3 separate regions of the Homo sapiens genome follow, and all the other regions are linked to region 3. A link is a contact called in ENCODE Hi-C or POLR2A ChIA-PET data. All regions are on one chromosome and are shown on one strand. Each heading gives the region's core, a stretch centred on a gene start or an enhancer-like site at or near the end of the contact. The rest is flanking DNA. Distances are from core to core; before and after follow the strand shown. Region 1 has its middle 32 kb from the start of LITAF. Region 2 holds the start of TXNDC11 (thioredoxin domain containing 11). Region 3 overlaps LOC105371082 (a long non-coding RNA gene).

Region 1 (3,659 bases), core at 83-2,582, 320 kb before region 3:
GAAAGTTGAGGCTGCAGTAAGCCATGATGGCACCACTGCACTCCAGCCTGGGCAACAGAGCGAGACCATCTCAAAATAGAAAGTCACAAATGGCGAGCCCAGTGTGCAGTGTTGACATGTCCTGGAGCAGCAGCTGCTGAGGGAGATGTGGGCAGGGCCATGACAGTGCCCGCTGCACCTGTTACATGGGGCCTTGCCCTTCAGTTTGTCACAGTCCCCACCACTCCCTATTGTCTGTCTCCCTGACCACAGGCTGAGAATAAGTTCCTAATATCATCATACTTGTGCTGCTGATTCTTTCACAGAATAGAAATGACCTATTTTTTCCATATCACCTTCAATAGTGGGAAAGTGGGCTGGCCACAGTGGCTCACGTCTGTAATCCCAGTGCTTTGGGAGGCTGTTTTAGGCATTCTTGCATTGCTGTAAAAACATACCTGTGACTGGGTAATTTATAAAGAAATGAGGTTTACTGGGCTCATGGTTCTGCAGGCTGTACAGGAAGTATGGTGCTGGCATCTGTTCAGCTTCTGGGGAGGCCTCAGGAAGCTTATAGTCATGGTGGAAGGCGAAGGGGGAACAGGCATGTCCCACGGCGAAAACAGGAGCAAGAGATAGTGTTGGGAGGAGGGCCACAGTCTTTTAAACAATCAGATCTCCCATGAACTCAGAGTGAGAGCTCACTCATCAGCAAGGGGATGGCCCAAGCCAATCATGGGGGATCCGCTTCCATGATCCAAACACCTCCCACCAGGCCCCACCTCCAACATTGTGGAGGATTACTTTTCTTTTTCTTTTCTTTTCTTTTTTTTTTTTTTTTGAGACGGACTCTCACTCTGTCCTCTAGGCTGGAGTGCAGTGGTGCCATCTCGGCTCTCTGCAGCCTCTGCCTCCCAGGTTCCAGCAATCTCCCTGCCTCAGCCTCCCAAGTAGCTGGGATTACAGGCACCCGCCACCACACCTGGCTAATTTTTGTATTTTTAGTAGAGATAGGGTTTCACCATATTGGCCAGGCTGGTCTCCAACTCCTGACCTCAGGTGATCCACTGCTCTCGGCCTCCCAAAGTGCTGGGATTACAGGCATGAGCCACTGCACCCGTCCGCAGATTACATTTCAACGTGAGATGTGGTCTGGGACAAATATTCAAACTATATCAGAGGCCAAGGTGGGAGGATCGCTTGAGGCCAGGAGTTGAAGACCAGCCTGGGCAACATAGCAGGATGACGCCTCTACAAAAGAAAAATTTTAAAAAATTAACCAGATGTGGTGGCATGCACCTGTGGTTCCAGCTGCTCAGGAAGCTGAGGCAGGATGGTGGTTTGAGCCCAGGAAGTCAACACTGCAGTGAGCTATGATCATACCACTGCACTCCAGCCTGGTCAATAGACTGAGACTGTCTCCAAAAAAAAAAACAAAAACAAAGTGGGAAAGTAGAATATAAGCCAAGAATGCCCTGTGGCTGTAATAATTATACTCAGCTTGCTTCTCCTGTTTCTGTCTCTTGCATGACCCCTGAAGAGGGCTGAGTTGGCAGCTTCTTGCCACAGGGTGAAGTGCACATGGGTCACATGACATTTGGGGCCTTTGGGGCACTGGTCTTTGCCTCATCATGCCATGTGGAGATGTGTCCTCTGAGCCCAGCAGTGCTGGGGTTTTTTTTTTTGTTTTTTGTTTTTGAGACGAAGTCTTGCTTTGTCACCCAGTCTGGAGTACAGTGATGTGATCTCGGCTCACTGCAACCTCTTCCTCCCAGGTTCAAACGACTCTCCTCCCTCAGCATCCCAAGTAGCTGGGATTACAGGCAAGCGCCACCACACCAAGCTAAATTTTGTATTTTTAGTAGAGAAGGGGTTTTGCCATGTTGGCCAGGCTGGTCTCGAACTCCTGACCTCAAGTGACCTGCCTGCCTTGGCCTCCCAAAGTGCTGGGATTACAGGCGTAAGCCACCGTGCCCGGGCAGTGCTGGGGTTTTTTTTGTTTGTTTGTTTGTTTTGTTTTTTTTTTAAGACCGAGTCTAGCTCTGTTGCCCAGGCTGGAGTGCAGTGGCGTAATCTCGGCTCACTGCAACCTCCACCTCCCAGGTTCACGCGATTCTCCTGCCTCAGCCTCCTGAGTAGCTGGGATTACAGGCACCCACCACCACGCCCGGCTAACTTTCGTATTTTTAGTAGAGACAGGGTTTCACCATGTTAGCCAGGCTGAACTCGAACTCCTGACCTCGTGATCCGCCCGCCTCGGTCTCCTAAAGTGCTGGGATTACAGGTGTGAGCCCCCGCGGCCGGCCAGTGCGGGGGTTTTTAATTTGCAGCTCTATGAAGCGCCCCCTCCCCACCCCCAGAAATGCTCCACCCACTGGGAGGCGGGGACAATGGCCAGTGGCTCCATGGCCAGAGAGAAACTATCTTGCTATTAGCCCATCGCACACAGCGAAAGCCCGGGGAGCCCATCAAGCACGCTCTCCAGATTCTCTGACACCAGCTGCATGGCCAGCAATTCAATTCAGTTCCGACAGAAGCTGCCCACAGTTAGTGCAGACTGCACGGTCAAAGGACTCAGTCCCACAGGACTGCTCCCACTTCAGACACCAGTGCAAATGGCGTCCCCAGGCTACCCCTACTTCTGCCTGGCTGATTACAAATTCAGGGCTCTCCTCCCGCCTTGCCAGGGGAGGCACCTGCTAGACTAGTATTTCTGCCTGCAATCTAGACCAGCACAGTGGCAGAACGGAATGTCTCTTCCAAGGGGGAAAAGTTTGGGCATAAATGGAGAGAAGAAACAAAAATAGCTGGAGGTAAAAGACAGAATAAATAAATGGGTTATGGCCAGGTGCAGTGGCTCACGCCTGTAATCCCAGTAGCTGACTGGGGAGGATCACTTGAGCCCAGGAGTTTGAGACCAGCTTGGGCAACATAGTGAGACCCCATCTCTTCGAACAAAAAAATTTTTTTGGAAGCTGGTTGTGGTGGCATGCACCTGTAGTCCCAGCTGCTTGGGAGGCTGAGGTGGGAGGATCGTTTGATCTCAGGGGGTTGAGGCTGCAGTGAGCTATGTTCGAGCTGCTACATTCCAGCCTGTGTGACAGAGTGAGACCCTGTCTCAAATACATAAAATGAATAAATGAATGAATGAATAAATAAATAAATAGGTTACGGAGGGAAGGAAATTTAATATTACATTAACACCTTCAAAGAGGCTTAGATCAAGAGATGGCGTTGTCCCTTGGCTCAGTTATACCAGATGCCTGAAAGATTGAAACCATATAGGCCAGGCACGGTGACTCACCCCTGTAATCCCAGCATTTTGGGAGGCCGAGGCGGGCGGATGACAAGGTCAGGAGTTCGAGACCAGTCTGGCCAATATGGTGAAACCCCGTCTCTACTAAAAATACAAAAATTAGCTGGGCGTGGTGGTGTGAGCCTGTAGTCCCAGCTACTTGGGAGGCTGAGGCAAGAGAATCCCTTGAACCCGGGAGGCAGAAGTTGCAGTGAGTTGTGCCACTCCACTCCAGCCTGGGCAACAGAGCAAGGCTCCGACTCAAAAAAAAAAAAAAAAAAAAAAAAGAGTGAAGCCATATATTGATATATTGCTGGGACTGCCCCTGCTTTCAGAACTTGATAAGACAGAATGGAAGCCTGCAAGCCTGGGCAGCCTTACCCTG
Region 2 (3,342 bases), core at 449-2,948, 450 kb before region 3:
TGTAGGGTAAATTCTGTTGCAGCAAGCTACAGTGAATGAGGACACTGGTGACTTTTGACCATATTTATTTTCTTTAGCAATAAATTGTGTAACTCTAATCTACACAAAGGAATCAACAGAAGTATAAGTGGCAAATTAGAAGGTTAAAAAAACTCTGTAACTATATATTTTTTCTCAGCTTTTTAAAACAAGATTAACACTGTATGGTTGGGTTTGTAACATAGATAATAAGGGTAATAATAACACAAAACAGAGATGAGGGACAAGTTAAAAATAAAGGAATTAATGTTATACGAGAAAATAGCTACTTTCTACAAAATAAGGCAGTATAGAAGAAACAAAAAGATGTGACAGGTGGGCGCAGTGACTCATGCTTTTACATAATCCTAACGCTTTGGGAGGTCGAAGGGGGAAGATCGCTTGAGCCCAGGAGTTCAAGACCAGCCTAGGCAACATGGAGAGACCTTGTCTCCACAAAAAAAAAAAATTAGCTGGGCGTAGTCGCACACATCTGTGTTGCCTACTACTTGGGAGGCTGACGGGGGTGGATCGCTTGAGCTGGGGTTGTCAAGGCTTCAGTGTGCTATGATTGCGCCATTGCACTCCAGCCTGGGTGACACAAGACCCTGTATCAAAAAACAACCAAAAAAAAAAAAAAAGTGACATATAGAAAAGAAATAGCAAAATGGTCGGTGTACATGAACTCACAACATGTTGGGCCTGGGTGGTTGACACATTAAATGTCTGGCCAATTGAGCAAGACAGCCATTGATTGCCCCATTCTACATCCACAGAAGCAGAACCAGACAGGAAGTGATGAGATTTGCACGTGGGTCACATAGCTGACCTGTGGCAGAGGTGGCGTCTCAGCTACTGGCCGTTAGCTGTGCCTTCTGTTTGTGGCATAACACCATATTGCCTTAATGCCCTCGAAGTTTTATTTGTCTAGTTTGTTGTTATTGACATTGGAGGACAAGTCCTTTTTTTTTTTTTGAGACAAGAGTCTCTCTCTCTCTCTCCCCCAGACGGGAGTGCAGTGGCGCCATCTCCACTCACTGCAACCTCCGCCTCCAGGGTTCAAGCAATTCTCTGCCTCAGCCTCCCAAGCAGCTAGGATTACAGGCGCCCGCCACCACGCCCGGCTAATATATTTGTATTTTTAGTAGAGACGAGGTTTCACCATGTTGGCCAGGCTGGTCTTGAACGCCTGGTCTCATGTAATCTGCCCGCCTTGGCCTCCCAACGTGCTGGGATTACAGGCTTGAGCCACCGCGCCCGGCCGTGTTTTTTTTTTCTTCAGTTAAGTTGGGATAAAAAACGGCACCTACGTGCTTCGGGGCCTGTAGTGAGAATGGTGGACACGATTATTGTCGTTACGGCTCCTAAAACCCAGCGCGGCGAGAGCAGACTACAGCGGTGTCAAGGTTCCAAGTATTCCCCGCGGGCCTTATCCCAAGGGAGCAGCTTCTCCACGCCCCGCGACGGCGCCTGCGCAGACTCCGTGAGCGGGGTCGTGACCGGTGGGGCCAAGACTGGGCTGCGGGCGGGGAAGGCTTCCGTGCATTTACGTAGGGTGCAGGGCGTGGCCCGTTGGGGGCGGGGATTTGGGCGGTGTCGGTGCCCGCCCGGACTCCGTGAGCGGTGGGCGGAGCTGCGTGCTCTGGGGTGTGAGGTGGGGCGGACCCCGCGGCGGCGGCGCGGCTGACGTGGAGCGTCCGGGTTAGCGGGTGCGGCGAGCTGCGGGATTGGGGAGCAACGGGCCGGGCCGGGCCTTCGGGCCCGAGGCGGCGGCGGCGGTATAAAGCCGGCGACTGGGAGCATGTAATGTCGGAATGCGGAGGCCGCGGCGGCGGCAGCAGCAGCAGCGAGGACGCCGAGGACGAGGGAGGGGGCGGCGGCGGCCCCGCGGGCTCAGACTGCCTCAGCTCGAGCCCGACCCTGGCCACAGCGTCCTCGGCGGGCCGGCTCCGTCGCGGGCTGCGTGGCGCCTTCCTCATGGCGCGCCAGCGGCCGGAGCTGCTCTGCGGGGCCGTGGCGCTCGGCTGCGCGCTGCTCCTCGCCCTCAAGTTCACCTGCAGGTGAGGCGGCCCGGACCCTGGGGCCCCGCTAGGGCGCTCCCCTTGCTCTGCCGCCTGGAGCCTGCAGGGCCGGGTCGCAGCGGCCTCAGCCGGGGAAGTCGGGCCTGACCTTGCCCAGGACGGCTGACCCCTCCCGGAACCTGCGGCCACGGCTTCCCACCTTCTCCTCGCCCCGGCCCGCCCGCGGACATTATGGCGAGGCTTCCGGGTGGAGCCCTGCGCCCTATCGTCCCGCTTTAGTGCCGAGGGAGGCGGGTCGGGGGTGCTCCTCACCTGTTGGAGTCACTAGGGGTGGACCTGTCACTTCGGCCCGGGCTGTAGGACCCTCATTTCTCACCGATTTCATTCCCCTTAAGCTTCAGGTGTAGTGATCCACAACCTTGCGAGAGTTCCAGACCCCTTTTAGAATTCCCGCACTCATTGATCTAACGATTATTTTTATTTTGAGACGGAGTCACGCATTGTGTCCCAGGCAGGAGTGCAGTGGCGCGATCTCGGCTCACTGAAACCTCCGCCTCCCGGGTTCAAGGGGTTCTTCTGCCTCAGCTCCTGAGTAGCTCGGATTACAGGCGCGCGCCACCACGCCTGGCTAATTTTTGTATTTTTAGTAGAGACAGAGTTTCACCACGTTGGCCAGGCTGGTCTCGAACTCCTGACCTCACGTGATCCACCCGTCTCGGCCTCCCAAAGTGCTGGGATTACAGGCGAGAGCCCCGCACCCGGCCTGATCTAACGATTATTTATCTGCACCTACTATGTGCCGGACGCTCGTCCGGGTGAACTTTTTGCTCCCTTGAGTGGATGGGACAGTGAACAAGTAAATATAATTTTTTAAAGCTTCAGTGCTATGCAGGGCATAGAAACGATGGCGGTGGGGAAAGACTTCCTAAGGAAGTGACATTTGAAGCTTATACAAAAAGGAGAAGGGACCAGCGCTGGGAAGATCCCGGGGGAGCGTGTCCACGGTAGAGCGAACAGCAAATGCAGAGTTTCTGAGGCTGGGCAAGCTTGGTGTTTCCCTGGAATTGATAAAAAGGCCTGACAGTAGGCTGGGGTGTAGGGGGTAGGAACATGAAAGTTCATGTGTGTCTTTTCAGGAATGTACACACATACAAAATTTGCTGTATATTTCAGGTGTACTTCTGGTCTCCCAAATCCACAGTGGGTCTTTTGGGATTCCAGTTTATAAGATCTGTATTGCTACTATGATATCTGTGATTTCACCTCGGAACATTTTTGAGTTTATTTAGCACGATATGTGGCC
Region 3 (3,606 bases), core at 657-3,156:
GAATCAAAGCCATGCTGGCCTCAGTCTCCTCATCTTTATTATTTTGTGTTATTATTATTATTTTTTGAGACGGAGTCATGCTGTGGCCCAGGCTGGAGTGCAGTGGCATGATCTCAGCTCACTGCAACTTCTGCCTCCTGGGTTCAAGCGATTCTCCCGCCTCAGCCTCCTGAGTAGCTGGAATTACAGGTGTGCGCCACCACGCCTGGCTAATCTTTGTATTTTTAGTAGAGACAAGGTTTCACCATGTTGGCCAGTCTGGTCTTGAACTCCTGACCTCAGGTGATCCACCCACCTCGGCCTCCCAAAGTGCTGGGATTACAGGAGTGAGCCACCACACCCTGCCAGTTTTCTCGTCTTTAAACGGGATAATGATACTTGTCTCAAGGGCTTGTCCTAGAGAGCAGACACGTGGGCAGTGTCCGGCACCATTGCCCTCATCATTAGACAAGTGCATCCATTTCTTAAACGTGCAGACCCCTGAGGCTGGGCCTGGGAACATGCATGTTCACAGGTGTCCCTGGAGGTTCTCACCACAGGGTCTGGGGACGTGACAGCTACAAAGAGTTCTCAAAGTACTTTTTGCTCTCATTTCTTCTTCTTTTTTTTTTTTAACCACAAAGCTACCATCCACACATGCTGAAGCACGACACCCAGGACAAAGGGAGGTGTGTTGAAGCGCTAATCCCCTCCCTTTCTTTAATCCGAACTTCGGGGGAAAATAATGGTGAAACAATTGGTGTGTATTTTACATTTTGCCCTCTTCTCAGATGAACACATTCAGAAATAGTTTGGGCTTCCTCTTCTAGTTCTATTTATTTTTAAATTTAATTATTTGTTTATCTTTCACTCTTTTTGTTTGTTTGTTTGTTTTTTAAAGACAGGGTCTTTCTGTCACCCAGGCTGGAGTGCAATGGTGCAATCATAGCTCACTGCAGCCTTGAACTCCTGGGCTCCAGTGATCCTTCCACCTCAAGCTCCTGAGTATCTGGGACTACAGGCACACGCCACCATGCCTAGCTAATTTTTTAAAAATTTTTTTGTAGAGATGGGGTCTTGCTGTGTTGCCCAGACTGGTCTCAAACTCCTGAGCTTAAGTGATCCTCCCACCTCAGCCTCACAAAGAGCTGGGATTATAGCTGTGAGCCGCTGTGCCTGGCCTATTTTATTTTTTGTAACCCAGGCTAGAGTGCACTTGTGTGATCAAAGCTTACTGCAGCCTCAAACTCATGGGCTCAAGCAATCTTCCCACCTCAGCTTCCCTAGTAGCTAGGGAGTACGCTCAGCTATGTTTTGTATTTTGTGTAGAGATTGGGTTTCATCATGCTGCCCAGGCTGGGCTTGAACTGGGCTCAAGTGATCCTCCCGCCTCAGCCTCATGAGTAGCTGGGATTATAGGCGCACAACACCTTGCCTGGCTTTTATTTTTTATTCTAATTTTATTAAAACAGGACTCATAACTATTCATGTTTTCTACATCCTTTTTGAGAGCCTCCTACATCGATACACTGAGCACAAACACCTGCTGCAAATGCCTCGACTGCTACACTGGAAAGATGGGGCTTTTCACCCCTTTTCCAGATGGGGAAACCAAGGCCCCAGCCTGAAGTGAGTTTGTGTCTGGAGGTTTCAGGGAGGGGCCCAGGATTTGTGGCTGGGGGGCCTGGGCAAGCGAGTCCAGGCCGTGGGGCTGCAGCTGAGAAGTAGAGCATGGTGACTGGGTAAGTGGCTGTTTGTTGCCAGGGCTGTGCCCACGGCGTGGCAGTCTTGGGCTCTGCAGACATTCCCCGGGGAGGGCACATGCAAGAAGCTGGCTGTGCCTCTGCCATGAGCCTCACGTGCCCCTCTCCCCTGCCCAGGCGGCAGGCAGTGGCTTTGGGCCCCTCCTCCCCGTCAGAGCGGCTAGCTGCACAGCCAGACCGCAGACCAGGCGGGGGAAAGTGCAAATGAACCCCAGCTGGCAGCTGAGTTTCTCTTTCCCGTCAAGCAAGTGCCTTATCGTACCGATGCAAGGCGAAGAAGGAGGTGGTGGTGTCGGGGGAGTCTGCAGGGAAGGGGGGAGCCACTGGTGCTGTTTTTATTTTCTTAAGGAATAATGTTTACACGTGAAAGTGCATAAACTATGTTGACTTTAAGTGTCCAGCTTGATCATTTTTTATACCTATATAGTCACCACTCAAATCAGGATCAAGGGCACCCTCAGCCTCCAGAAGGTTCCCTGGAGCCCCTTCCCAGTACACAAGCGACCCCCGGCCCCACTAGCAGAGGTAACCACTGCTGTGCCATCTATAAATAGCAGTGAGATTTGCCTGTTCTTAAACTGTACATAAACCAATCAGTCACTTGGGATGCGTCCCTTCTTGTCTGGTTTGTTTCACACAACACAACACGTGCGAGAGCGGTGCATGACGTGGTGTGTGCAATGGTTTGCAATGTTTTATTGGGGAGCAGTGTCCCATTGTATGGAGGTACCTCAATTTGTTTATCCATTCTCACTGTTGATGGATATTTGGGACGTTTCCCAGTTTGGGATTATTAGGAGCAGAGCTCCTATGAATATCTGTGCACAGATCTTGATGGGCACATGCTTTCTTTGCTCTTGGGTAAATACCTGAGAGTGGGACTGCTGGGTCTCAGCGTAGGTGAATGTTTAACTTTATAAGAAACTGCCCATGGTTTTCCTGCCTGGCTGCCAGAGCTGCTTTAGGAGCTCAGAGGTGTGACTGGTACAACTGCTTGGGGGACCCCAATCCACATCAGAGCAAACCTACAAAACACATCTATGGGCCACATTAAACATAGACTTTAGGTGTACAGCTACTTTTCAGAGAGGCTTTTCTAATTTTACTTTTTGAAGTTATTTGGCCCTGGACCGCTCTGCTGTGTGGGCCTGCTGGAATTTCCTGGCAATGGTATTTGGGTAGTCTGACAACAGACAGCGGAACCCTCAAAGTGTTTTTCATTTCCAGTGAGATTTTTATGAATAACGTAGTCCTTCCCCTTCCTCTGAGGCTTTGTGAACTCCTATTCACACCTCAAAACCCCACTCCAAGACCCACGCCTCCCCAAGTGACAGTTCATTTTCTATATTTATTTGTGTAATTATTTGTTTACTGTAGGCCTCCCCTTTGATGAGGAGCCCCCTGGGAGTGTCAGGCTCTCTGCTGTCCCCCCAGCACCAGCACAAGGCTTGGTGAATACTTGGGACATTTAAGATTTGCCAAATAAATGAAAGACCCAGGTTCTGAGTGCAGCCCCTCAGAGCCTCTCACCCCCACCCTGGACTCCTCCACAGAGGGGAAGCCTGAGACTCTTTGTAGGGACTCTCCTAGGTCATAGAGATGCTGAACTCCAGTAGATCTCTCTAATTACAGGGCCCACAGGGCCAGCAGTATAGATAGGTCACCCACTCCACCCAGCTGGGTGTGGGGAGGAGCCGCCCTGTCTGGAGGTGAGAGGGGCCCAGAGGTCCCACAGGTCCTTGCAGGGCCCAAGCAAGTCTGGGTCAAGACGCTGATCCTGTCTCATGATCCTTCCCCCGACTCCTCACCTGAACACCTCTGGACGTGTGGGGTCTTTTCCAGGTTTGCTTATTATTACTATTAA

What was found. A loop is a pair of places that touch in the nucleus more often than their neighbours do. ChIA-PET counts read pairs that join two places held with the same protein, here RNA polymerase II (POLR2A). Pooled maps may share reads with other maps.
Region 1: a map of Ramos shows a loop between it and region 3 (2.2-fold over the local background). The contact joins two enhancer-like sites. A Hi-C loop is called at or near these places in 1 of 168 maps with a recorded cell type or tissue (Ramos), 2 of 37 single-sample maps with no recorded cell type and 2 of 50 pooled maps. POLR2A ChIA-PET finds 5 or more read pairs at or near these places in 3 of 52 experiments (K562, activated B cell and activated CD4-positive, alpha-beta T cell).
Region 2: a pooled map shows a loop between it and region 3 (4-fold over the local background). The contact joins the promoter of TXNDC11 here to the enhancer-like site in region 3. A Hi-C loop is called at or near these places in 1 of 37 single-sample maps with no recorded cell type and 3 of 50 pooled maps. POLR2A ChIA-PET finds 5 or more read pairs at or near these places in 1 of 52 experiments (activated T-cell).

Annotation. Positions count from the first base shown.
Region 1 is chr16:11,617,329-11,620,987 of GRCh38, reverse strand. It overlaps a transcript of LITAF not described here. Among named protein-coding and RNA genes, the nearest start is that of LITAF, 32 kb to the right of the region's middle. Within about 2 kb of position 1,332, at least 12 of the 41 ENCODE cell types and tissues checked have a DNase peak (open chromatin) inside an H3K27ac peak, as active enhancers do.
Region 2 is chr16:11,741,213-11,744,554 of GRCh38, reverse strand. It overlaps TXNDC11 (thioredoxin domain containing 11), which reads left to right and starts at 1,698. Exons shown (of 12, transcript NM_015914.7): 1 at 1,698-2,078. The coding sequence starts at 1,825. TXNDC11-AS1 (TXNDC11 antisense RNA 1) reads right to left here and starts at 1,541. Exons shown (of 1, transcript NR_186412.1): 1 at 49-1,541. RefSeq lists silencers at 1,196-1,718, 1,581-2,250.
Region 3 is chr16:11,296,036-11,299,641 of GRCh38, reverse strand. All of the region lies in intron 1 of LOC105371082 (a long non-coding RNA gene), which reads right to left. Among named protein-coding and RNA genes, the nearest start is that of MIR548H2, 8.7 kb to the left of the region's middle. RefSeq lists enhancers at 662-711, 1,165-1,848, 1,980-2,159. Within about 2 kb of position 1,906, at least 19 of the 41 ENCODE cell types and tissues checked have a DNase peak (open chromatin) inside an H3K27ac peak, as active enhancers do.